Linked DNA regions of Mus musculus: region 1 is linked to region 2. Evidence: chromatin loops called from intact Hi-C (ENCODE). Cell type or tissue: gastrocnemius. All regions are shown on one strand. Each heading gives the region's core, and the rest is flanking DNA. Links, peaks and the distances in the headings are about the cores only. Region 1 overlaps Gm20757 (predicted gene, 20757). Region 2 overlaps Cfap54 (cilia and flagella associated protein 54).

Region 1 (11,515 bases), core at 1,087-9,086, 710 kb before region 2:
ATAATTAAGGTGGGGAGCATGGAAGCAGACAGACAGGCATGACACTAGAACAATAGCTGAGAGCTTACATTTGGTCTGCAGGGAGGAGGCAGAGATGGGGGTGAGGGGTGGGGGGGAAGAGAGATAGATAACAGGGACCTGCTGCAGCTTTTGAAACCTCAAGGCCGACCCCATTCCCCAAAGAGTTCTATCAGCTATGGACAAAACATTCAAATATAAGAAGACATATATACCTATGGAAGACATTCTCATTCAAACTACCACATTGACTCAGCAAGTAAAAGACATAGAATCCTTCAGAAATGAAGACTCAAACAAAGAGCAGGAAGTACAGCTTCCTAGACTATGATTTAAAAACCAAAGAATAGTTGTGAAAAAAGTATAACTAGCCAGAAGTCCAATAAAATTGTAGAGAACCTGGGTCTACCTGTTTGCTTGGATTCTTGGTTTTCTCCATGCAACTCTGTAGATTGTTGGTCCGTTCCTTAAGTTAGAATGATTCTCTTTACTAAAGTGAATTTAACATAACTTCTTGGTATTTTCATACACAAATATGACGATTTCAGATCACACCCCTTCCTTTCTCACTTCGAATCCTCCAAGACCCCCCAACTTCCTCTCCCAACTTCATGTTGTCTCTACTTCTTCTCTTCTCTCTTTTTTTTAATCTCCCCTGAGTCCAATTAATGCTACTCATGTGTGCATGTGCAGAGGTTGCCACCCAGTGAAGCATGAACAACATATGATGGTTCACACTGCTGACGAAAAAGGACTCTCTCTCCCACCATGGTCATCAATTGTCAGTAGCTCCTTCCTCTCCTAGGTGTGGGATTCTCAGGGTTCTTTTCTTTTCAAGCCAGACTCTTGATTTGCTTGACCTTGTATAGATCTCGTGCCAGCAACCACAGGTGCTGGGAATTAATAAGTGTGACAGCCCTGTCATGTCCCAAGACATTGCTTCTCAGCAATCTTTCCCTGCCTGTGTCTCTTAAATATTGCTTTCAGCTCTTCCATGATGTTTACCAAGCCTTGCAGGGAATATTAGGGTTGGCAATGTAGATATCTCCTTGCTGACTAAGCACTTGAGTATAGGGGGCTCCTTTGAATGATTGTCTACCAATCTTCTTTAAGGACAAGTGTCAAGGGAAATTGGGAGAGTGATCTTCCTTCTGCTAGTTTCTCAAACATGCTAAGGTATCCTGCTTTGGAATAATACAACTGAAAACAATTACCTCTTGTCTCCTTTAGTCCATTTTTTGTAAGTGATAAAGTTGATGGTGATGATGATTGATAATGAGAGTGTTGAGGTGAGTAACTGAAGAGATTTAATACTTATGGGTCTGGTATAAATGTATTTCTGTGGAAAAAAAAAACACTGCTAACCTGTCATTGCATTTGCTTGAAAATCTGTGATTATAGAATGAATGCATAAAACACAAAATGATCATTTTAAATAGGCTGAGTGGCTAATGGTGTATGAATGTTTTGGCAATGATTAATTACATTCATACACACACATATATACAGAACTACATTAGGAGCCAGTGATGCAAACATCAGTTAAGACAGACTTCTTCCAAAGCCACATAATTTCAGGAAGAAAATATGTCAAAAAGAAAAACACAGGGTAGAGGCTGCGGGTGTGATTCAGTGGTAGAGTACTAGTGTGCACAAGGCCCTGGGCTTGATCCTTAGCATTAAATTGTAGATAGATAGATAGACAGACAGAGAGACAGACAGACAGACAGAGACAGACAGACAGACAGATAGATATATAGGCATATATGTGAAGCATGAGGTAGAAGGTAACATTTATTAAGCACTTAACATCAGCTATTATGAACCTCATGCTTCTCAGATAATTTAATATCCAATAATGCTCTGAGTAGATCTACAGCTCTCCCGCTGTTACAGAAACAGAAACTGAGGCAAATCCAGTGTCTTAAGATCACAGAACAAATTAAGTACCAAACTGAGGCCCACGCACAGGGAGCGCACCTGAGGACCCACATCTTCTGAGTGGGATTTTTATTCTCTTTACAATGAGCAGAGAGAGACACAATGAAGATGTTCAATAGGAGAGACAAGTGCCAGAGCAGAAGCGCTCTCCAAGTGTGGCTATGTAGCAGCTGGTGGTGGGAATCTCTCAATCTTTCAGTTTCAGGGTGGGGAGGCAAGACAATGTCATAAGGAGACTTCAAGCTTATGTCAAGAGGCAAGGAAGGGAAGTTCATTTCAACTGAAAGTTACAACAACTACGAGGACTTAAAGCTTTTCTGGAGATAGCTACAGCAACTCAACATAGCCATCTCTTGCTTCTTTAAAATGTGAGGAGGCATCGTGCCAAGTAAACTAGAGTCCCAGCAGTCCCTCCATTGTCCTCTCCCAATCGATCAATCAATCGATAATTCTTAGAGCCCCATTCCACATGCTACCTTGGGTTCAGTGCATATTAAAATGTCAGATGAAGGGATAATGCCTTCTCGTTCAGCTGGACAACCAAGAAAAAATATTTCTAAAGTAACACTAAGAGTAGACATTTGTAGAGAGCCGGGTTAAAGGAGGAATGGCGTCTGTGTTGGCAGACAGGATTTACTACAGTGTCATCACAAGGTCTTCCTCCAAGAATCCTTGCCAGCCCCGGGGTCAGCCAATCTGCCTACTCACCCCACTTTTACACTGGACGGTGGGGGGAGGAAAAGAAGGAAAGAGGGATGGAGGGTGAGGAAGAGAGAGGAAGAAGTGAAATTGTCTGGTAGCCAAAGAGAAGGAGTCTCTCTCCTAGCCCTCCCTCACTTAGTTTTGTCAAAAATTCTTCATGCTGCTTTGTCACAACCCAATTTTTAAGATGCTAAAAACATAATCTTTACACAAATAGATAATAAGCATGTGTCAGGCTTTATGTCACCCATTATTAAGGAAACTAGGGGGATTAAAAAATACCCCATGCAAGCTATAAAAACAAGAATTATCAGCCTAAAGGATAGAAAAAAAATAGAAGCCAGGGGGTGTTGCTAAGCTGCTTGCAGAACCAGTTAATACTAAATAAAACAAGGCAACTAACTAGAATTCTACTGGTTCTCTTCTCCACTGGACAGTGGTACACAGGCTCGTCACACTGTTTACATTATGGGAAAGGAGCTAGAACCTAGTCAGGCCGGTAATAGATTTCAGACAGGCTTGGTAGAAGACAATGATTGCTGGCTATTACAGCTCATTCTATCTGCTTCTGTCCTGTCTTTTGAGGTTTTCCTTGACAGTAGGTACTATGCATACATACATTCCAGATGTGACAGCAGGGGTGCAGAGAAATGAGGTTTCTGACTTGTGACTATAAATATGTTAGAAGAACCTATAAATGCTAAAGCTTTATTCCAAAGGCCACATTTACTATATTATAATATACATATGTAGACTGATGAGAGATATGCCATAAATATTTCTAAGCTGATAAATCAGATGAGATCTGGTATCTTGCAGCTAGTATGGCTGTTGATAAGGACATAGAAATCACAAACAAAAGCTAAGATAATTAAAAGTGGCTAATATTTATCCCTAAAGGAGCTAAACTACTCAGTGACAAGTTTTTCGCACAGAGCAAATTAAAATTATTTAAATCATGGTCTTTCCGTTATCTCTCAACTGATATATACTAGACAGGGAAGTTCTGATCCTGAAACACAGCCATCTTGATTGTCTCTGTGTCTGAAGGAACGGTTCCCTTGGATGTCACAAATGCCTCTGTAATACTTATCTTACATGATGCATAGAGAAATCCTTTCAGTCAAGCACAAGATTCCAGGAATCTTAGTTTCAGCAGTACCACTGTTCAATTATATGTATATGTGTGTGTGTGTGTGTGTGTGTGTGTGTGTGTGTGTGTGTGTGTGTGTGTGTATGTGTATGTGTATGTGTATGTGTATGTGTATGTGTATGTGTATGTGTATGTGTATGTGTATGTGTATGTGTATGTGTATGTGTATGTGTATGTGTATGTGTATGTGTATATGTATATTCCATTCCAAGGCATATATAACTTTACTGCATTTTGTTGTTCCTTCAAAAAATAACAAGGTTTTATTTCAGGTAACCCAGACAAACTAGTGACACGTAATGATGTCATTTGTTCAAGACTGAAAATGACCTGTGTCATTCTGAGATCTAGTTGGCTTCCCAGTTCTAACTATCCCATGCCATCTAGAGGGGCGGTGTCAAGGATAACACCAAGCATCAAACAACCTGGCAATGAGACAAACACTCAAATTCTTCTCCTGGATGGACTAGCAATTCCCACGCTGCCATCTCCTTTGTAAGCAGATAATTTTGTAGTGAGTCTTACATTTTCCACATAACTCCAGTTCATCCATTCTCCCTAATCCAACAAAGCCTAATTGCTATCATCTCTGGATCCTTGTAGTACTACTTCTGAACAGCAGAGGTCACTATTAACAGATTCAGGCCATGGTTAAATTTTAATAAATGCAAAAGAGCAAGAAGGAAGGGAGGAAGAGGGGGGAGGAGGAGAAGGAAGAGGAGGAGGAAGACGAAAAACTTTGGCAGTCTATGGAGCCCGTGGTCATTCTACCACAGCATGCATCTTTTCAGATCCTGCTTCCTACATTGGCTCTTTCTTAGGAATCTTGCAAGGTTTGTTTTTACTGAAATTCTGTTTGTAACTTCCAGGGAAAACAATAGAAAAGAAAAACGATATCCTAAGGAAGAGTGCACTAGTTGTATAGCTAACAATCAATCCATCAGTAAACAATTGACAATCCCTTAAAACTCTGGGTCAGAGGAGTTATCTTCTGATGCAGCCATGCCATTCAAAATCAGATTACAAAACAGCTACCTGACTTTTTGGAAGTTACCCATCTGCTTGATTTACAACTAGAACAACACTGATGTGTTAAGTTCTCATCCTTTGCTTTGACCATAACGAGACACTCAAATCATAAACAAGAGTTCCGAGTCAAAGTCAAGGTACCAAATTCCTCATAGATTTCCATACTCAGAGGTACTCTCGGCCAGTGGTGTTCGAGCTTTCTATTGTAGTGGGGGCTCTGTGCCAAAGTCACCCAGGAGGAAGGTAGGGCAGAATTCACATTCCATCCTGGCAGCCAATGATGCAATCATTCCCAGCTCTTATTGGCTATCTGGTGATGCAGCTCTCACTGGTCCAGCATCTCCCTCCACCGAACTCTGGATTGCACAACACACATCATAGACAGGCAAAGGGAAAAACAACCCCACCCTGGATTCCAAGGAGCCACATTTGTGGGCTCTGGCTCAAACTAATTGTGCTGTTCTTCTGTTGATATTTTAATCAAGTCTTGTGTCATCCCATTTTTTTTCTTCTGCCCCTTATCTCAATGTTATTAAATGTTTTACTGGTATGTCATCACTTCCTATCAACATCTCTGGCACAGCACTATTTCTGCTGAGTTCATTATCGCAGGTTAAAAAGCTTTATATCAGAGTTAAATCTTTTTAGAATATTAAATATTAACAGACAAACTCATAAAGTGATCAGAAGAAAAACAGCACTGGGGAAAGCCTTCCAAGTCTATGATACTTTGCTTTGTTTCACACAGGTCTTCGTTACCCAGGCTGGCCTCAAACTCACTATGTAGCCAAAGATGACCTTGAACTTCCTTCTAATCCTACTTGCTCTGACTCCTGAGTGCTGGGATTACAGGCATGTACCACCACGCTCCTGCTGTGGACTGAAACCTGACCTTCCTAAAAATAGAATGAAGTCCTTTTTCTAAAGTCTGTTTTGCCCAATCATTAGCAAGAAGACCAATGTTGACAAGGGAGTTAATGGGATGCGTTAGCAGGACACCAACTTCCAACCTATCAGAACTTGCAGCTGTAAAACGACGGGCAATGGATGTAGCATATTATGGCAGAATGCCTGTGTCTCGGGAATCCATCTCTCCATCTCCCAGAAAGATGTATTAGTGGCTTGATGGTCCCATTCATTGTGTCAGATAGAGCCAGATGGGTGGGCACAGTAGAACTGAAGTGTCCTTTAGTGTCCTCATTAATGACTTCAGCTCATTTCTCAGGGCCGTAAATGAAGAAAAATAAGAAACTACAATGGAAACCATCATAATCTCTACTCTGAGCTAGGAAACAATGATGATGAAAAGAATACATAATAAATAGCCAGACCCGTTCAAAGAGAACCATCCATCATGGTTCCATATTGCTGAAGCAATGTTGCCAGCCAGCAATTACAGGCACAATTCTTTCCTATGCATAGAGGAAGAAGCCCAGACATGCTTTCTATTCAAACATGCCCTGTTACAGTACTCTCTGTTATGTTTTAGTGTTTTTTTTAATAAATATTTCTGAAGAAGCTTCTAGAACAACAACTGAATTTCAGACCAAGTCTGCAACCAAGTAGCTTTGGTTTGAAGTGGCAAGATTTCAGAAAAAGGTTAGTCTATTCAGAGCTATGATGGTAGAGACAAAGGAGATTCTTTCATTAACACAGTGTTTTTAAAAATACTATTTTATCAGTGTAGTCCAAATAGACCTCTTCGGACTAAAAGACTTTGTATTTTTTAATTTGCATCATGCCTCGTTTCAGACAGAGAAACATGTGCCCCATTGGTGACTGGAAAGCCTGAAGAAATTCCTGTCACCTGGATTTGGGGCAATGCCTTATACCAGGTTTGCACTTGTTCTGTGCCCCTCCTTCAAGGCTTGCCACAAATTAACCATTGTATGGCCTCCTCTGATGGTTCGAAGCCACACTTTTAAAGCTGTGTGACTCAACGGGCCACTGTAATTCCTTGACTTGGTCTTTCAACTAGTTGATCCCAGGCCCTGTAAAGGTGTCATTGCCTGTGTCTCATTCTCACCCTGGCTGTGTCATGATTTCGGCATCCTGTTCATGCTTAATGCAAGAGGACACAGCCCACTGGCATTATTCTTCCTGTTCTGTCTCCAGGATGGCTGAGAATCAAACAAGCAAGGTTAGATTTTTATGGAAGACCACAGAGATTTTTACCGGCCAACTCCAGAGATGAAAACAAATGGCAACTTTGCTTTGATTTCATTAACCCTGAAAGACACTGGGACCATCATCGATTTGAGATCAGCTCTGCTCAGACAAATATCTAAGATTTAAATAGTTTCAGTCAAAGCCCTGTCATCTAATTTAAAATATTTTCCCTCAATCTTTTCCCTCTCATTCTCATCTGAACAAGAGGCTGTGAACCACCGTTTCCACTGACTGTGATGCTCTGGCCACTTAACACAGAGCAAGGTCATGAATATCAGTCTTGTCTGAGTTCTTCTTCCATGGTTCACAGATCTCATTTCTTCTTTGATCATCAGAGTCGCTCCCAAATTGAATCTGGGTTGCTTTTCTCTCTGTTTTTCCCTCTACAATCAACGATTGCATTCTGAACCAAGAGATTAATGAAATCACAGTCAGACTGAAAAAAAAAACCAAGCCAGTGAACCAAAGAATGATAAATTACTAAATAAAATTCAATGTAAAAAAATGGAGAGAGAGAGAGAGAGAGAGAGAGAGAGAGAGAGAGAGAGAGAGAGAACATGCTCAAGAAGGAAGATGAAGAGAAATAGAGATCTGACCTTTACATCTGAGCACCATATACATGTTTGGATAGTTAAGACCAAAACTGAAACTGAAGAAAGAAACCCTCTGAAGAGAGTGTTGAACCCCAGAGGGTCTCTCTTCCATCAGATAGGTTAATTTATCTGTATTTTATTGACATCATTCTTAAGCCTATAGTTTCTCATTTAGTTGCAATGCAAATGCGAACACAGATGCTCGGTTAGACACAAAGCTAGCCTGCCTGAAGTTAGGCCAGAACCATGCAAGTCAGAAATGAATGATTCTCTCTCTCTCTCTCTCTCTCTCTCTCTCTCTCTCTCTCTCTCTCTCTCTCTCTCTCTCTCTCTCTCTCTCTAAGAAATGTCTGTGATGCCATTCAAATGGTTTAATCAAACAGAAAATGAAGGATGTGAGCTAGAGTGTTACCAGACATAAAACCATGACATCCTCTTATGTCATTTAGCTGCCTGGAATAGGCCAAGCTGACCAAGCTCTTGCTGATTCCAGAGACTTCTCTATCAACTATGGTGCCACAGCTTACAACAGGAAATCTCCCATGTTAATGACACCTCCATTTAGCCAGCCTCATTTAGCTCAAGGGTCTGAATAAAATGAGACTCTGTCCTTTAGCTGGGAAGTGAAGGGAATTCTTTTCTGACAGTGTCTCATGTCTTCCAGGTTGGCCTCAATCTTGCTATGGAAAAGACTAGCCTTCAACTTTTGTTCTTCTTGTCTATACTTCCCATTGAGTGTGGGCATTGTGAGTGTTCATTTTGGTGGGTGCTGGTGATGGAACCAGTGTTCTGCACACACTGGGCAAGGCTGGCAATAGAGAAAAGTGCACATTTCATGACCTAGTGGGGAGACAATGTGGGGGCTAAGCACTTTGCCTCAAGGGGCTTGGTTAGAAGTGAGTCCCGACAGTACGGAGGGGCTGGGTAAGAAGTCCTTCTCAGCACTATTTAGATAAAGCAGTCCTCGATGAAGAGACAGTCTGTGTTTGTCCAAACCATTCTACTTGATAGCAGATGTGAATAGATACACTTTACTCAGGGTGAATCAGGAATTAAATACCTTTTGCAGGAGGGAACGTGTAGGAAGGGATGCTCATGGGCTGAACACTTGAGGCCTCTCTAAATGTCTCATTAGCACGGAGAACTCCGGGTTTTTATGATTGTCCTCTCAGTGGGGTGTTGTGGTTACACATTCTAGAACAAGTAGAGCTTAGCAGGGAGCTGGCTCCATTCCTGCAGTTCTCAATTCTGCAATTCCCTGGGGTCGGAGCCTGCTCAACCCCACCAGTTCCTCTGTCTGGTAGCACAGTCCACATTCTCCAAAGGAGAAGGAAAAGGAGTAGGGAGTTCTTTGCCACAGAACACACAGATGAGAGGAGCGCAGCCAGGAAGAGCACCCCCAACGATTCCCAAATTTCAGAACAAAACACAGCAGCAAGTGTTGATGCTGTCCTAGTCCTGGCTGGTTGCCGCCAAGTCTGTGAACTCATCTTCCTAAGAGATATCAGCCTGAACAGATTCAGAGACAATAGCATGGAACCAGCACCCAGATAGCACCATGAATGAGCTACTGAGTCCGGCACCTGGGGGTGACCGAAGAGCCTCAACCCCAACATTCCAGTGTGTGGGACTGTATGCACAGTGGTTACTCAAGGAGACAGCACTGTGCATGAACTGGGGGCTTAGGAAAAAGAAATTGAAAAAAAACCAGGAGTGTTAGGTGCTACTGTCTCAGCTATCACAATATTTAAGAACATGACTGTCATTTTCTAGAATTTGATTTATTAAGAAATACACAATCAATTGTTGAAAGCAGCTGTCAGCAGAAAGATCGGTCTGTCTCAGAGGGAAAGGGTAGGCTTTGAAACCACTAACAGTGGGTGTTGAAGCCTGTCTCCTCCCACCTGCCTTCCTCTGGCACCACCTTGCCTGTTCTTCTGTGTTCTCTTCTGTGTGCTCATTCATGGTGCTATCTGGGTGCTGATTCCATGCTGTTGTTTCTGGATTTGTTCAGGCTGGTATCTCTTAGGAAGATGAGTTCACAGAATAAGAACAGAACTCCCTACAGGCTCTCGTCCTGACCTTCCTCTCCTCCCCAGCAGGGTTCATAACATTCCTCTCAGCTTGAGAAACTCCTCTGATTCATTCCCCTCACTTTACCAAGCTCCTTCTGACAGGGTCATCTAGAGATTTTTCCATCCTGGGATACTCTTACTTTAATCTGTTTGTTTGCTTGTTAGTTTGGTTTCAGTAATAAGGATTGAGCCTAGGGCCTTGCACATGCTAGGCAAGAGCTCTACCATTGAGTTCTTCTGGCTTATTATTATTATTATTATTATTATTATTATTATTATTATTATTTATTATTGTTGTTGTTGTATGACTATAGTTTTATTTAGACCCACTGTCTGCTGATTTAGGAGTTAACCAGGCTGACTCTGAACTTGCAATCCTTCTGTCTGGAGCTTACAAATAGCTGTCTTCCTGACCTATCTGATGGAGGCTGCTTCCCTGGGACAGGCATTCAGCACTACATGACACCTGTTTTCTTACAACAACCAAAAGGATAACCTTGACAGTGGGTTGATGTCTGTCTTCCTCCAAGGATGCTAAGTTCCATAAAGGAAAGGATCACGTCAGTTTTGCTCACTGTGCATCTCAATGACAAAGACAGTATTTAAAAATCATCATCGACTGAATTAATTAGTGAGTGGAAAGCAGGAACCCACTATCAGATGGTTATTCACCATGGTTCATCTCAACACAAAACTAAAAACAATTGTTTGAATTGTGCCACCTAGCTAAATCTTGAGCTGACGAATCATTCGTTCAATAAATATTGATTGTGAGGTACATATAGAAATAAAGCAAATTTCCTGCCGTTCATGTATGGGCACAGCCTTGCTCACTTGTGTAAAATATCAGGTAGCAAATATTTTCTGACCTCCCAGCCCAGATGATCTGTACTGCAACTGTGTATTATAAGCTATGTCATATGCAAAACATTATGAATGAGTATGACCATATTGCAACTAAACTCTATTCTAGCAGGCTTGTGGTATGCTGTTTAGAATGGTATTTGATTGTCATTTGTCATCCATTGTATGAGGAGAAGTCATAGGATAGACTAAGAGCCTGCTGTTCCCATTGCTGATTCAGTAATCAGAAGGGACCCTACTGTGAGCAGGGCTCTGGGCTGGACTTTGGGGACACACAAGAAGTCCTTACTTGCCTCGAGGCAGCTCACCACTGAAGGGAAGAGATTTATGTGCCCATCCGTTTTTTTATAAGACAGCTTGGCAAATGATGCAAGGTGAAAGTCTGCATGTTACACAGGGAAAATGAGGAATTCTGAAAGCCCAGAAGACACAGGGATGTGGACACTGGGACTCCTTTAAGATCCATTTCTTGTAAATGGTCCATATTAAGCCAGGCTTCAAAAAGAGAAGCTGAAAGCTTTGGGTGGAATGGTTGTGAGGAGAAGGGGCCAGTGCCAGGGGGCCTTGTAGGAGCTAGTGAGTGCAGCCTGCTTAGAGGAACCAGAATTAATGTGGCAGCTGTTGAAATGAGGAGGGGAGGGTGGATTCCAGGGACATCACAGAGGTTCCATCTGTGAGACTGATGCTAATTGGCTTATCCTACGTGATAGGAAGAGCCGCCTGTTAACGTACAGAGAGAAAGTCATGGAGTTGTTTAGCTACCAGCAGTTACAATAGAGGCTCTGAGTCACCAAATGTCTATCCATCAGGGTCCCCAGTGACACACAGACATTTAAGGATGCGATAAAATGAAAACACTGAGGCTATAGCAGTGGGAAGAGATGGAAACTAGCTCCCTGCACCATGCGTCTTGGCAAACCAACCCAAGAAAGAAGCTGTATTGATGGATAAGGTGTCTCTGACCTAATTGT
Region 2 (11,515 bases), core at 1,655-9,654:
AGCTGTGCCCATTAGCAATGGCGGGATAGGTGTAAAGGTGTATTGATGTTTATAGAATAATGTAGAATAAAACTACAACCTGAACGCCCCCCAAGGCCATGCTAACCAGAAACATTTGGGGAAATAGCTCATCTTTTACTACTAATAGTTATGGTAATATATTTTAATGAACAGGGTTGTCCCTAAAACTAAAAACCTAACCACTGTCATGAAAACTGGATTGTACTTTGTTTTGTTTTTTTTTTAAAAAAAAAAAAGGTTTATATTAACCTAGAACATATAAAAACCCAATCTTTGAATGTAAGAATTAAGGGGGTTTAATAAGTGAGAGATTCCCGCTTTGGCCACTTGGCATTGTGGGAGAGCACCCATCAGCCTTCTTGGGTGACCTAAAGAACTGCAAATAGAGTGTCAATAAGGAGACGCAGGTCACTGCCCCCACGGAGCTTCTCATCATCCCAGGGATGTAGCCTGGACCTCACTTTATTAGCTTTCTATGAAAGTTCTGCCAAATGGAACCCAAGAGTCAAACCACTCCCTGGAGAAAAATTAGGTCCTGATGAAATATTCAACGCCTCACAATAACTCCACGGCTGTAAATTGGGGAATATATTAAGTTCTGAAGAAATCAAGATACCAGAAAACCATGAGGCAGTGTGACACACTACACCAGTGCTAGATGAATCCTAGCAATTCTCTCTATTTAATTTTCCTTGAAAAATGTGATCATATAAAAGGCCTGTGAGATCTCAGCTTATGATACTAATCAACTATTAAAAGAAAAAATAGCAGCACACAATAGAAATACAATACAATTTAAAAAGCCATCCACTCTAGGACCAGCAACAGGCTTTAAATTAAATACTTCAGACCTGGGTCAATGAGTCGGGTCTCTGTCCTGCTCATGGGTGACATGCTACCTCAGCAAGAAGGTTAACTGTGAGTAGCTTTATAACTGATAATGGTACTCAGTGTGTTCACTGAGAGACAGACGCTATGGTTAAACAGTTGACAAACGTAGCTCCATTGACGTTCCTAAGACCTGTGGACATCTTCTGACTGCTCTCACTTCACAGATGGAGTCACTTGCTCGGTACCACGTGGCTACAACAAAGAGCTTGACTCTGAACTTGGGTCCATCTCTATCTATTGACCTGATACGTTCCTTCCTATAAATTTATCCTCAAAAGAAGCAGCCATGGGTGCAGTTAAAGATTTACATGCTGTAATGTGTATTTTAGCTTTATATATATATATATATATATATATATATATATATATACTAACAAAATACTTTCAGTCCAGCAGTAAGGAATTACTAAGGATACTACAACATGTCCACAAGACTCAATATAGTGGTACATAAAAGAAGCCATAAATTCTTCAAAGGAACCTCATGCAGGCATGGGAAGGGTTGGGAGAAGGAGAGGGAAGTGGGGGATTATATAATTAACAATTTCAATAAGATAAAAATCATTAAAAGTACTTCATAGAAAATTTTCTAATCTAATAAGAAAAAATTATTCATTAAATGAAAATATATAAAACAGTATATATGGTTAAGAATAATATATAGAAATTGATATGTATGTGCAGGTATATATATATATATATATGCATGTGTAGATAGACTGGTGATAGACAGATAGATTATAGATAAGATGGCCAATAGGTAAATAGATGGATGTACATAAAATGAAAAGCAGTCTCTAGATGTGGGTTTCTCACTCTGCTGCTACTGACATGCTGTATCGGATTTTCCCCCCACAGTGTTTGTGATTGAACCTGGAGCCCTGTGCACACCGGGCAAGGATTCTCTTACTCCTGAGTTACATCCCCAGCATGTGTTGGGTACTTCTTTGTTGCAGAAGGCCGTCCCTGTCACACTGTATTCTGCTCTATCAGCATCCCCCTTGCCTCTACTCGCCAGACACCAGTGGCATCCCACTAGGTTGTGACAACCAAAAATGTCACGAGACATTGACAACATCGCCCCAGGGTGAGATCTGCTACTCTGGGTAGTAACAGATAGCATTTATTTATATGCATTGCCATAGTTCCCAAAACGTCTAAAATTACATTTGTGCTCCTGGGGGGAAATGTTCTATAGAAGGCAAATTCACTAACGGGGGAAGTAACGATTCATGTTTCATGAATTAAGCGGCAATCAGGGAAAATATGCATCGCAGGCGTTGTGGAGTTTCTACTCTGATCTTTCTTCCATTGGAAATTACTTAGCAAACACTTCACAGAAAAAAAAGAGGATAATAGCACCCGTCTCTTCTACCTGTGTCAGGTACATCCGAGCGGTGACAGCAGAGAGAGGCGGGTAAATGAGAATTGGTTTCGTTGTCTCCCCAATAGCATCACCAATGAGTTTCCCGCTGGACGAGTAAGCAGCGATCGCAAAGCAGTACTGTGCATTCGTTTCCAAACCTTTAATTTCAAAGAAGCTTCTGCCATCGGCTGGTATCTGTGAACGGAAACATTTCAGCTTTTACTCAGAAAATTAAGGCAGTGTGACTATTAAAACATAATTGGATAAACCTTTCTCCTTCGCTGTGGGAGCTTAGTTGTGACTCGAGTTGGAATTAGTGTCAATCCACGGCTGTAATGACTTCATAGGGGGAACGCACTCTCCGTTGTGGTTAATAAGACTTTGATAAGGCCTGCTGACAGAGGGGGTGACATACGTACCGCTTCTCCTGAGTTTGGGAGGTGGTTGTTGTTCAGCCTTACTTTCCCATAGCTTCCATCTGCTTTGCAACCCAAGATGCAGTACCAGGACGCCTGGAGGGGAGAGAGGCAGCTGTCACCTGTGCTCTGCGCTCTGTTTCACAGCATTCGGCCTCCTCTATCTGGATGGAGCAAAATCAACGATCTTCCAAAGAGAATGGTACACTATACTCGTGTGTTAAACTGCAAAGGTCTAAGCTTATACGCACCTCCGACATCTTGACAAAGTAACGACAAACATGGGGCTTGCTTCCCTGAGACAATCAAGACACACACACCCAGTGTGTGTGTGATGTATGTAGGTCAGAAGGAAGACTTGGTTGTCGGTCCTTGCCTTCTACCTTGTTTGAGATAGGACCATTGTTTTCCCCACATAAAAACAACAGACTAGCTGGCCCACGAGCCTTCAGCGCTCCTCCCAGCTCACCCTCCCTGCTCCACATAGGAACTCTGGCATTACAAACTCTCATGCCTGGCCTTTCCATACGTTCTGGGGATTGGAACCCAGATCGTATGCTTAGCAAGCGCTTTTACCTACCGAGCCCTTCCCCACGCCCACCCCCAGGCCCACATCATTGCCTACTTTAATCACTATTGCTGATTGACATTAGTAAGCTGGAATGTGCTTCCCTCGATATCCGCTATACACAGTGATGGGTCCCACAGAGACATTTCAGACAAGTACCCCATGCACTGTGACCACGCTCACACTTTCTCCTCCCCTCTTACTGCTCTCACTCCTTCGCCCAGTCTCCCCTCTGCTCCCGTAGCCTGCATGCATGCATACGTCAATGTGTCTACAGAAAAGCTGGAATTTAAGAATGGGAGACGCGTGCACTGGTTGTCTATCTGAGTCTGATTCATTTTCTTATGATCTTTGCCATTTTCCTAAAGAACAACATGAGTCATTCTTTTTATGGCTGAGTGAAACTTCATCATGGATGTATTCTGTTTTCTTCACCCATTGTCTGTTGATGGACACCTAGGCAGGTTCAAAACTTAACTATTGTGAATATGGCTAAAAACATAGGCATGTAAGCATCCCTTAATGTCTGCCTGCTACAAGCCCAGAACTTGGTGATACAGTAACAATGTGTTTTTGTTTCTGGGGACTTTTGACCCTAATTTTCACCATGCAAAGAAACGGGAACTAATTCTATTTCCACCAGCAGTGTGTAAGCGCTCCTGTTGCCTGCATCCTCACCAGCACTTGTTGTTATTTGTTTTCTTGTGACTGGAATGAGGCGGGATCTCAGCACTGCTTTAGGTGGCTTGCCTAAGTGGCTAAGAATAGTGAACATTTTTCATATGATTATTGGCTACTTTCAATTTCTCATTTGAGAATTGTCTGTCCATTTCTAGAGGCATGGGCATTTGTGAGCCACCTGGTGTGGGTGCTGGGAACCAAGCCAGAGTCCTCTGCAAGAGGCAGTAAGTGTTCTTAGCCACTGCACTCTTTCTCCAGCCCCAAACTTAAGCCCTTTATATAATCTAAACATTAAGCCTCTGTCAGTGCCATGACTAGCCAGGACTTCTCTCCTTCTATAAACCGCCTCTTCACCAGATTGCATCTTTGACTGTACACAGTTCTGTAATGTCATGCAATCACATTTGTCAAATCTTTCTTTGGCCTGAGCTATCCCAGTCCTTTCCACAAAGTTTTCTTCAAATACAGCCTGTGCCTAGATATTGAGGCGCCCTCCCCCAAAGAAAATTCAAAGTTTCAGGTGCCATATTAAGATCTTTGACTTATTTTGAATTGATTTTTTACAGCAAGGTTTAAGACTCTGGTCTCATTTTTCTTCATATGGACCCCTGGTCCTGCCCACACAATTTGCTTGCAAAGGCTGTATTCTCTCCAGCGTATGTGTTAGGCATCTTTGTCAAAGATCCTGCGGCTAATATTCACTCCATTCCTTTGAGATGGAACTGCTACTGTCTTGAGGAACTGAGATGCAGAAAGACCAGAGCATTTTAACTCAGAGCAAACAGACCCAGACATTAATGCCAAAGACAGCTTCATCTTGAGGGGACAAGATGAGAAAAGGGATCGCGTCTAAAAGACGTTCATGTGACATAAACACATGAGGAAATCAACAGGGGCTGGGAGAGAGGTGAGGCACTGAGACTCGTACAACCTTTGTGTGCAAGAAAACCTGAAGAAAACTCACTGACTCAAGCAAGAACTGGCATCTTATCTCCATGAGTGGCTCTCAACCCGATTCCACTCCAGGCTGTTTGTTTGTTAATTAGTTTGTTTGTTTGTTTGTTTGTTTGTTTGTTTGTTTGTTTGTTTGAGACAGTGTGTCTCTATGTAGCCCTTGCTGTCCTAGAACTCACTCTGTAGACCAGGTTGGTCCCAAACTCATTAGAGATCCGCCTGCCTCTGCTTCTAGAGTGCTGGGATTAAAGTTGTTGGCAGTCGCTGCCCAGCTTCTAGGTTGCTTTTTAAAAGAGTAGTTTGTACAGAATAGAATGCTCTCTAAAATGACCACTAGCCAAGCTACCCAAGGCTGCCTAGCTTCAACAAGTGAGGTTTTTCTGGTATACCTGTCTAATCCTTTGTGCTTCCAGAGAAGGGCTCTCAGGTGATTATGATACATGTGACTAATTAAGAGTGCCAGCCATCATGAGCAGGAAGGAGGAGAGAGAAAGAAGAGAGCTGAGGGGCTGGAGGCTGGAGGACAAAGGTAAAGGTCAGATGAAAGAAAAGGAAACACAAACTCAGAAATAACGGACTTAGCATCCCTTGCTTACCCACACAGAAAGAGTACACTTTCCGTGGGGGGGGGGGGGAAGTGGAGCCGGCGGGGTGCAGAAAGACTGTGTTGCATGACAGATTGTTATTGCTCTAAATTATACCACACAAAACCAAGAGCAAATTCTCTCTAAAAGCATTATTACAAGCAGATTTTATATTTTTATTTTGCTCCCAGTCTGTGTAACACAAAGAAGCAATGTGTAATTAGAATCTACATAAGAATAGAGACGGTGTGAACAAATCACTAACTTTGGAAATAAGATTTTATAGACAATGTAAGTAACATTAGCATTTGCAACTATAGAAACAGATTTTAATGAAGTAATGGCTTAGGAGGAGGCTTCACAGAGACAAAAGATGGCCAAACCAGCAAGCCAGAAAATTTACATGAGCCCACAGCACCACCTAGTGGTCATAGAGAGGAAGCAGCGGGCAAACTTTCCTGAACCAATTCTCCAAATAACTAATTTACATAAATGTTATTATATATGTGCCTTTAAAAAGCACGAGAGCTACAAGTCAAATATAAGGAGCTAATGTCTTCCTATGTTCATGCAACATACGATAAAACTGTCACTAAATAGTAATACTGAAAACAAATAATGGTTTGGGCTAAACCAAAATATTTGAAAACAAACACTAAATAGCATAACCCTCGTTCTGTACTAATTTTCTAAAACCAGCGAAGCCTTACTCTTAGCACAGGTTTCCAAAATCTCCAAAATTGAACTCCTAGTCCTAAAACATCCTCACAGCAGCAGTCGTATGTGAGATAAATGCTATTTCTCCTCCAATTTCAAAAGACAGAATAACAAAGAAGTGACAAAAACTGTTCTCAAGGGAGTCCACAACCATCCATCGAAGGTGCACGCCCATCCGCCTAAAGTCCACCACGTCCATCTACAAGATCACGCCCATTGAGCTAAAGTCCATTCCATCCATCTAAAAATCACTCTCAAGAATGAGTCACATCGCACCCGTGTTTAACTTGGTGCCTGTTAACTCACACAGAACTTGACAGCAGACAGACATTCAAAAGAAAAGAAAAGCTCATTGTATTGAATTAACAAAAAAAAATCACAAAATAATGCAATCCAGACTATATAACTCCAGTAATTGTTTTGATAAATTCTACTTCATGTGCTTAATAAAAGTAAATGAAAGTCGTTGGCTAATGTTAATAATGTTATATATTAGTTCAGTCTCTCTCTTCTTAAATGTCTCGAGCTGGCTGCGAGCTTGCTGTGGGGCCTGCGATGACCAGGAACTGATCTTTCGGCCTCCACCTCCAAAGCGCTGAGATTAAAGGCCTGTGGTACCACACCTAGTCTGTGCGGCTGAAGGGACAAAGCAGGGACTTCATCGGTGCTGGACAAACTCTCGACTAACTGCACACATCTCCAGCACTCCCTCACTTGGCTTCTTTTCACAAAAAAAAAAAAACATGCTTCACAAACGAGAAGCTTGAAACTGTATTTGGCCTTTGTAAAGTTGTTCTGTGGGTTAGCAGCAGAGCTAGAATTGTAAACTTATATAGGCTTGACTTCAAAGTCTCTGTGTGCAAAATGCCCTAAAGATAATCAAAGATAGGAATGAATTGTGGCCCAACATCAAAGGGGGCCTAAAAGAGCGATATTTAAAATATAAACTAGCTGGAGCTGATTTCTTGTTAGGAAATGAAATCCCAAGAGGTATTCCCATTTAGGCCGAGTCCGGGACTTGGGGATGGGAGATGAGGCTCGTTCTAATAAATGCTGAAAGATTTGCAGTTGAAGAGACATCTCCATTGTCTCTTGTTTCCACAATGACCTGGGGAGAATATACACAGAATCTCTAGACCTGCAACCTTCAAATTCTGTGTCCTGCTGCTTTGTCCCCAACGCTGGCTCTCGGAGGAGACAGCCTCCTCCAGTGTCTGATTCTGCTTCAGCTCTCTACCTTGAGCACAGTTTCACTGTGACAAAGGCACACAGAGGGAACTGTTTTTTCTCTTCCCGTGTGTTTGACATAGCTTTAGAAGACAATTCATAAAGGGAGAATATCATGAATAAATTAAGTATAGATAAGACATGAAAATACTAAATATCTGGTGTTTGGTGCTTATAAGTAAGATTATTTGGGTCCTGAGAGCGACAGTGGTAAGGGTTACTATAGTCACGGGAGCGCTTAGGTCGTGTGGCGTGGGGGCAGCACCTGGGAGGGCACGGTACCTTAACCTCTGAGATGAACGGCGCGGGCTTCAGGGTCACAGAGCAGTGAGTCCGGGCCAGCAGGATGGGTGGGGGAGGAATTCTGCTCTTCTTTATTTTTGAGCTCCCCAAGAACTTCTGATAGGAATATAGGGCATTTTGTTCTGCTTCGACCTTCTCAATTAAGGCATTCGCTTCCTGTAACGAAGTGTGAAAATAGAAAAATACATTTCAGGAGCTTGAGCCTTTTCTATATTTGCAGAATTCTCTTGTGGTAAACGCTCTCTTTCTATATACCGTTTCTTGAATCCCAGAGGCATACATACACATGTCACTATGGATCATGGGCTGGTGTTTGTAGGACTATTAAAAAAAAGACTACTAAATGAACGTCTTCGATGGAAACAGACGCGTATGTCTAAATGCAATGGCCATATATTATTAATGGGGGGCATTTTGTCTTTAAATCCACAAAATATCTACCATCAGACTTTATTGTGCTTTGAAAATTCATAACACAGATACCTGCATTTGCACTGATAAGCCACAATCCTATTCTTAGTACAACTTGCAATGTGACTCTCAAGAAATAAAGACTATTGATACATGTGGTTCATCAAAGGAGTGTCCTTGGGAGTTTATATCATCAAGATGTCAATTCTGTGATTCTGATACAGAGACAATACCAAACTATCAGTGCTAAACCATATTTAAAGTCAGATGAGCTGCATCAGCAGAGATGTGTAACTTCCTCGCAATACTAATAACACTAGTTAAAATAATAATAGTAATATTTTAGTCTCGATAATCATAGGCAGAACAGACATATGTCTTTATTTTTATAAGATATTTAAACAGGGTAGAGAGAGGGGTTTGGCAGTTCATTCTTCCAGAGGACCCACATTTCTTCCCAACCCCCATGTATTGGTTCACAACCTCTTGTAATCCCAGCTCCAGGGGATCCAATGGCCTCTCTGGCCACTGTGTGTACCAAGCATACACTGGGTGCTCATATTTACATCCAGGAAAACACTCATACACTTAAAATAAAAGTCATAACTATTTTTAAAGGTATTTGAGCATCTTAAATATCCACGACTAATTTTCAGAAACCCAATAAACTAGGAAAAAATCGTTAGCATCCTTAAAATAGTAAGTTCAGTTAATAGACCGAGTATTAGCATAGCACTCTTGGTGCTCACAATGAACCACTAAGGAAGTTTCCAGGGGAGCCCAAAAGGAGATGGAGGGCTACCATTCCCTTGCTTTTAGAAGCTCTGCCCTGTTGACAAATGCGAAAGAGAATCTCCTGCGACCAATGCCTGTTTACCAAATCCCAGGCATTCCCATTCTGCTCCAGTAAGCTTGTGTTGTTTCTCTCACAGGGGGCATGTAGGGTTTGAAAGAATCACATCTGGAGCTCACTGGATTTCAAGCCCGCTAAATAAATGCCTGGACATGGAGTGATGTTTTTATCAACTTCTGTTCCTGACTCTGAAAACATCCTCTAAGACCTATTGAAGGGCAAACTTCTCTGCAGGAATTTTTGTAATGGCTGTGAACATGTCTTCTGTCTGAATCTTCTGTAGATACTATACCTACCCCTCTATTTACCCTAAACCTCTAAGACCATTCACTTCTGTGCATTCCTCCCTTCCCAGAAGCATCACATCTTGTCAGCTGGTTCCAGACCTCCTGGAGCATCATCTCCACTGACATCTCTGACAGCCCTGGGTTCTGAGCACCCCTTCCTACTCGTCTTCGCTAATCTCATTTCAGTGGGTATCGTGTCGTATGTTATCTGCAGACCCAGATGGCCATCCCTTGTTCTGAATGCCCTGGTGATGGGAACAATACTTGGTTTATGTCTTTGGATTCAGTCGTTGTATTCTAAATGAAAGTCACACAGGGCTGTGATGGCGAAGAAGCGCGTTTACTACAATGCACTTTAAACGGATGCGTTCAAAGCACTCTGACTGGGTCTTGGCCAACTTTAAGAGGAGATTTCTGGCTCAGATTATGTGGCCCAATTTAAACCATGTTAACAGGAATGTCAACGTTTGTATCAAAAAGTAGTGAAAGAAACGTGCAAAAACCTAAGGCCTAGATTTGGGTTAAATAAATTCCATAACAGAACTCAAGGCAAACTCTAATGCCTGTTAGAAATAAAGCCTCAACTCGGGAAGGCTCCTCTTGCAGCTGCTGGGAGAGTTCATTCAGGAGAAAGTGCCTAGGGATGGTTTAAGGTCTTCAACCACACAGGAGGAGAAAGTATCTGAGGGGGAAGGAAGGTGGAGAACTCAAGAGGGAAAAAGTCACAGAACCCGCTGGGCTCAGTTTTAAAGGGGTGTTTCTAGAACAATGTTTTAGCAAACCAAGGTCTCACAACTGCAAAATCTGGACAACCATTCCAAGTCTTAGTTCAATACTTGCGTTCCCAGACAAGTCACGTGATGAAAAGAGCTAACCAACCTCCCTTTCCCGACAGCCCTTGGAAATTAGAAGGGCTTACCGAACCTAAAGGGAGGAATGACCCTTTTACTGACTGAAGACAGAGGTTAGCCAGGACCCTCAATGCGAGGGGACTTCCTCAGCGGTGCAGCAAGGCAGCAACCGTGCTTCCCATGGCCATCTGAGTGGTAGTGCGCGGCGTGAACTGAGGCCCTAAGACATTCTGTATAAATATAAATGTCTCTGCCTGTACTTTTCATCAGAGAAAATGAGACCTGCCTCTCTTCAAGAGTTTGCCAGTGCTTATGAAGACAGGCTGACATTAAATCCATTTGTCACACGCCTCACACCCACAGTGCATCAGAACACTAATGGCGAGATGTAATGCCATCTTGAGGGCATGATTAAGATGCACATAAGCAACGATCACAGAGCTGCGCTGATGGAGTGTCACGATCGCTATCCATCTCCGAGCCCTCCCTCGGGTGTGTCTGGGTCCCATCGTGAGGGCGTGCACCTCAGAAGGAGATGAGAAGTAGGTTACGTCTTCCCTTGAGAAACCTGGCCAGGACCATTGCTGAGAATGAACAGCGTGGTTTCAAAGACGAATCGAGAGAAGGCGTGGGGCATGATGTGTGGTCTTGCAAAGACGAATACAGACGAAGCTCAGATAATAATCCTAGCCAAATGCAAGTAGAGAGCAGGCTAATAGTGATAGCGATTATAATGGCAATGGCTAATAGGTACGGGATGTTCACCCTGTACCAAAAGCTAAGAATATTTTTTATGATCTCTTTATTTTTATCTTGTGTGCATTGGCATTTTGCCTGCATGTTTATGTCTGGATGAAGATGCTGCATTTCCCCTCCCCCACACCCCCGCCGCCTCCTGGAGCTGGGAGCCGGAGTAACACACAGTAGTGAGCTGCCATATGGGTCCTGGGAATTCAACCTAAGTTCTCTGCAAGAACAGCCAGTGCTCTTAACAGGTAAGCCTTCTCTCCAGCCCTTTTTTTTTTGAGCTAAGAATTTTATGTGCACCATTTCATCAAGTCTTCCTAAGAGCCTCCCTTTAATAGATGAATATTTTCAAGATGTAAGAGGACATCAATAACACAGGACATCGAATTAATCAGTAGCAGAACCAGAACCCTACCCCAGCTCCTGTATCCCATGCTACTACATCCAAATGCAAAGCTAAGCCAAAACACAAACAAACAAGAAACCCAAACACCTTTAGGAAGACAAACCAAATAAAGCTCTCCACACTTTACCTTTAGAAAAATCTCTACTATGTAACTATGCCAAAATCTGCTGTCGGTGTTTGAAACCTGAGGCTCAAACCATGATCTCATTAGAGGGGGGTCAGGATCAGAAAG

The links. A loop is a pair of places that touch in the nucleus more often than their neighbours do. Peaks named below come from ENCODE experiments on the same cell type or tissue, not always from the same donor. Only the 100,000 strongest peaks of a DNase experiment are listed, where the experiment ranks them.
Region 1: it touches region 2 in a loop (18-fold over the local background); 28 of 42 quality-filtered maps call a loop at or near these places.

Annotation. Positions count from the first base shown.
Region 1 is chr10:92,303,650-92,315,164 of GRCm38, forward strand. The region is part of intron 2 of Gm20757 (predicted gene, 20757); the gene reads right to left. Among named protein-coding and RNA genes, the nearest start is that of Gm20757, 66 kb to the right of the region's middle. In gastrocnemius, for the core only: a CTCF peak has its summit at 4,428 (motif pointing right); DNase peaks (open chromatin) are centred at 5,097 and 8,862.
Region 2 is chr10:93,008,728-93,020,242 of GRCm38, forward strand. It overlaps Cfap54 (cilia and flagella associated protein 54), which reads right to left. Exons shown (of 68, transcript NM_001347060.2): 20 at 7,708-7,884; 21 at 2,698-2,790; 22 at 2,288-2,473. Among named protein-coding and RNA genes, the nearest start is that of Gm40739, 60 kb to the right of the region's middle. In gastrocnemius, for the core only: no CTCF peak of the experiment used is centred there; DNase peaks (open chromatin) are centred at 4,134 and 5,895.